Regions from separate parts of the Homo sapiens genome. Here region 2 is linked to region 1. The links are chromatin loops, found by intact Hi-C in ENCODE. Cell type or tissue: A673. All regions are shown on one strand.

Region 1 (2,500 bases):
TTTGGGGGGAAAATAGGAACCCCTCACCTAAAAATACTGTTTAGGGAAACAAACATGAGTAGTAAAACTATAAAGAGAAGCAGGGGGAAATAAACACTAAATTCAGTTTAGTGTTACCTCTGAGGGTAAGCTTGGGTGATGCAATTTATGAAGGGCATCCACAGCTTCTAAGATACTGGTAATATACTCTTTCTCACTAGGAGGAGTGTGTTTTTTATTCTTTACATTGTAGCTGTACATCTTAGAAACTCTTTTGTATGTGTGATTTAGATTACTCTTTTAAAATAGTTATTTACTTACTTACTTTTGAGACAGGGTCTGGCTCCGCTGCCCAGGCTGGAATGCATTGGCATAATCTCAATCTCAGCTCACTGCAGCCTCCGCCTCCTGGACTCAAGCAATCCTCCCACCTCAGCCTCCCATGTGGCTGGGACCACAGGCCACACCACCATGCCTGGCTAATGTTTTCTAGAAACGGGGTTTTGCCATGTTGCCTAACTTGTCTCAAACTCCTGGGCTCGGCAGGGTGTGGTGGCTCATGCCTATAATCCCAGCATTTTGGGAGGCTGAGGCGGGCAGATCATGAGTTCAGGAGATGGAGACAATCTTGGCTAACACAGTGAAACCCTGTCTCTACTAAAAATACAAAAAATTAGCCGGGCGTGGTAGTGGGCACTTATAGTCCCGGCTACTCGGGAGGCTTAGGTGAGACTCCGTCTAAAAAAAAAAAAAAAAAATTCCTGGCCTCAAGCAATTCACCGCCTTGGCCTCCCAAAGTGCTGAGGTTACAAGTGTGACTAACCACACCCAGCCATAAAAAATTTATTTTTTCATTGTGCCTAGAATAGGCATGCATGCAGAGTTGCATGCAGGCAATGTTTGTTTTTTCAAAAAGATATTTAAATTTTCTCCCCAGTTCTATGATTCTAGTATATCTTTTTTTTTAAAATTTTATTTTTCTGAATAAAGAAGAATTCTAGGATGATTCTAGTATTATATCTTTTTCAAAACCTCCATAATATAATAATACAGACACATGAGGGCACTCTAATCAATCCATTAAAGGGAAAACATTGAAACTATGAAAATGAAGAACTTCACAACCTTTTATTGGTGATACTGGGGAGGGTTCATTTCTTAGATATAAGCTCTCATTTTGGGACCTTTCCAAATAACCAGCTCTCATCAAAATGAAACTTTCCGACATCTTGAGGCAGTAGAAGTGCATCTATATTTTAGAATACTTGGAATACTTTTTCAGCAGCCCTCATTCTACCTACATGGACTTGTAAAACCAGCTCTGAGTTGCTCCTGAAATTGTAATATTTAAGGGTATGCATCTTTCCTTTCTTTTTAGAATTTACGTGGACAAGTATTACACTTCTAAGTAATATACCCAAGGGAATTGAAAGCAGGGACTCAGGTATTTGTGCACTAGTGTTCATAGCAGTATTATTCACAGTAGCCAAAAGGTAGAAACAATCTGAATGTCCATCAACAGATGGAAAGATACACATAGAATGGAATATTCAGCTTTCAAAAGGAATAAAATTCTGACACGTTACAACGTGGGTGAACCTAGAAAACATTATGCTAAGTGAAATACGCCAGACACAAAAGAACAAACATTGTGTGATTTCATTTATAAGAGGCACATAGAATGAACAGGCAAATTCATAGGCAGAAAGTAAAAGAGAGGCTGCCAGCGGCTGGTGGGTACGTGGGGACTGGGAAGTTATTGCTTAATGGGTACAGAGTTTCTTTTTGAGATGATGAAAAAATTCTGGATATGGATGGTGGGAATGGTTGCACAACATAGTGAACATACTTCAAGTCACTGAATTGTACACCAAAAAATTGTTAAAATGATAACATTTATGTTACATACATTTTATCACAATTTTAAAAATTAAAAAAAGTGAACATCTGAAGTATGTGAAAAATAAGTCATCAGACTCTCTCCACTCTTCTTTTTCTACTCTCTCTCTTTTGTGTGTCCTAGCATTATGAATCTAGGAAAAGGCAGATTCTCCGAATTAAAATCAGAAATATGTAATGAGGAGTTCTAAAGAATATGCCTCAGTCAATCACTGCAACTCCATGGCATTCTCTGCTGTTAATATGAAGAAGAATGACCTTTTAATGGCAGGGAAATAAGTGAACACTATACAAAATTTGTTTCTGGAGAAGATTTAATGAAATGTATTATCCATAGAACTATCTGGTTGTTTATAAAAGTTGTGGATTATAAATTTGAATCTCTAGGGGATTATTAATGCTTTTCAAATTCCTCTCATGACACTCTTTCCTTCAGGTGTATCTGTAGGCGACAAGGGGTACAGCATTTATAAGCACAATATTTACTGGGCTCTGTTTCCCAAAGGGTTGTATGTGAACAGTCTCAGTAAAGCATCTACTTGTTACCAAGAGTAAAGGCTGGGCGCAAAGGCTCACACCTGTAATCCCAGCACTTTGGGAGGCTGAGGCAGGAATATCACTT
Region 2 (2,500 bases), 640 kb after region 1:
GCCCAGGCTGGTCTCAAACTCCTGAGCACAAGAGATCTGATCTGCCTGCCTCGGCCTCCCAAAGTGTTGGGATTATGGGTGTAAGCCACCACACCAGGCACAGGTCTATGCTTTTAAAAAAAGATCCATTATTAGCCTGGTTTTACTAAGGTTTCTGGAGGGAGCAGAGATAAATAGATGTGCTTTATGTTACTGTGTGTAATTCAAAGTCCAGGACCTAGATTATTGCATGAATTAACGGGAATATACTAGCCAAAACGATTTTCTAAGTCATTCTGTAAAATCTATGAGCTTGTTATACCCTAAATCGACTTATTTCTAAATTCTAGTTCTCATGAAGTTTGGCCATCTTTGCCATTTTAACGTGTATAATAGTTGAGTAGCATTAAGTACGTTCACATGGTTGTGCAATCTGCAGAGCTTTTTCATCTTGTAAAACTGAACTCTGTGCCCATTAAACAACTCTTCTTTTGTGCCTCTGCCAGCCCCTGGCATCCACCATTCTACTTTCTGTCACTGTGAGTTTGACTGCTCTGGGTACCTGTTGTAGGTGGAGTCATATGGCATCTGTCCTTTTGTGTCTGGCTTATTTCACTTAAGCATAATGTTAAGTAAAAAGTTCATCCTAGGCCGGGCGAGGTGGGTCACACCTGTAATCCCAGCACTTTGGGAGGCCAAGGCAGGTGGATCACCTGAGGTTAGGAGTTCAAGACCAGCCTGGCCAACATAGAGTGAAAACCCGTCTCCACTAAAAAATACAAAAATCAGTTGGGTGTGGTGGTGCATTCCTGTAGTCCCAGCTATTTGGGAAGCTGAGGCAGGAGAATCGCCTGAAGCCGGGAGGGGGAGGTTGTAGTGAGCTGAGACTGCGCCACTGCACTCCAGCCTGGCATATGACATATGACAGGACTTCCTTCCCCTGTGGGGCCGAATAAGATTCCACCGTAGGTGTGAAACCATGTTTTGTTTATCCCTCCATCTGTTGGTGGACTTTTGGATTGCTTGCTTCTTCTGTTGTTGACAACACTGCTAGGAACATGACTGTGCAAATCTCTCTTTGCGATCCCGCTTCAGTTCTTTTGGATATATGCACAGCAGTGGGGTTCCTGGATCATATGGTGGCTCTATTTTTAACTTTTTGAGTTACCACCATACGTTTTCCACAGCAGCTGTGCCGTTTCCACATTCCCATCATCAGTGCACAAGGTTCCAATTTCTTCAGTCTTTTTTAAAAATAAATACATGCTCCTTTTGAGTACATTTCAAAGATAGAAACATTAAAAAAAATTAAAATCACCCATACCCTGTCCTACCGTGAGAATTGTTAACATTTCCTTTTCTCTAATTTTAAGTAAAAATTTAACTTTACTGGTTAGGAGCCAGTATTTTGAGTCCTAGTGTTAGGCTGACCTCTAGAGGTAGAACTGGCACATTGCAGCCTTCTACTAGTGCCTCTAACCTGACGTTAACTGTTAAGTGTGGCAATGCCACAGCCTGGTATGTGTGTGGCATTTGAAAATCCCGGTTGATTGGCACATCTTTTCTAGGTGTTTATGTACGTCTTCTACAAAGCTTGATGCAGAAGTTCTTCCAAAAGAATAAAAAAAATTGGAATTAATCTAACTGGGACAAAATGTTGCCAAAAGGCTGGGTTTGATTTGTGGCATGTGGATTTGTTGGCCCTAAAGAGAACACAGGGGTCTGTCTGCAGATGTCGGAAGCTCCTCCGCAGCTTTCACTGGACGTCCCTCGGGACCACACAGCAGGGTCCTGGAGTTTGCAGTTGGCTGATGGGTTCATGTGTGACCGTGTCTCTCCCTCATGCCCAGGTTCTCTGTCCTACCTGTGTGTGCTGCCCAGGGAGGAAGGGCCTGAGGCAGAACCACCACTGCACATTCCTCAGCCTGAGTCTGCTCTGAAAGAGGCGAGTGGTTGTGTCTTTTCTTGCCACTGCTTGCTGTCTCCATGGGACATTCTCATTCCGGGGTGGTCCCTGGAGGATCGAGGAACAAGAGACTCCTGTTCTCCCATTATCTGTCTAATCTCATGCAGTACTTTTGGGAAAAAAGGCTAAAAGTTTGCTTTGGATTAGTGGAAAGGTTTGAAGACGCACAGCTGGCCTACTAAGGCTTGGAGCAGGTGCTTTGAGCACATCAGGCGCTCAGACATAGTTTCCTAAAGGATGCAATGGTTACTCACTATGTTCCCAGACCTTGGCATCCAGAGACCCTGTGTGTGTTCAGTGGAAAGATGGTTGGGTGAGGCTGGGATGATGGCGCTAAGAGATTCATTTAGGTTTTGTTTACTTAAAAAGTGACAAAGAGGATTGGCGGTGGTTAGTTCTGGAGGGTGGAGAGATGAGGATGTTTATTATTCTTTCTACATTTAAAATTTCTTAAATAAATTATGAAAAGGAAATAGTCTTAGAAAAGCAATGGGCGCAGTATTAAACATCTCACTTATTCCTCCGTAACACAAAAAACTTTCAATTAAGCTGAAG

Evidence for each region. Hi-C counts contacts between places; a loop is a spot of excess contacts. Peaks named below come from ENCODE experiments on the same cell type or tissue, not always from the same donor. Only the 100,000 strongest peaks of a DNase experiment are listed, where the experiment ranks them.
Region 2: it touches region 1 in a loop (4-fold over the local background); 2 of 110 quality-filtered maps call a loop at or near these places.

The regions. Positions count from the first base shown.
Region 1 is chr13:21,132,559-21,135,058 of GRCh38, reverse strand. No RefSeq gene overlaps it. Among named protein-coding and RNA genes, the nearest start is that of SAP18, 6.3 kb to the left of the region's middle. In A673, a CTCF peak has its summit at 1,016 (motif pointing right); no DNase peak of the experiment used is centred here.
Region 2 is chr13:20,494,229-20,496,728 of GRCh38, reverse strand. All of the region lies in intron 2 of CRYL1 (crystallin lambda 1), which reads left to right. Among named protein-coding and RNA genes, the nearest start is that of CRYL1, 30 kb to the left of the region's middle. In A673, CTCF peaks have their summits at 1,218 and 1,420 (motif pointing left); DNase peaks (open chromatin) are centred at 988 and 1,418; H3K4me3 peaks cover 303 bases.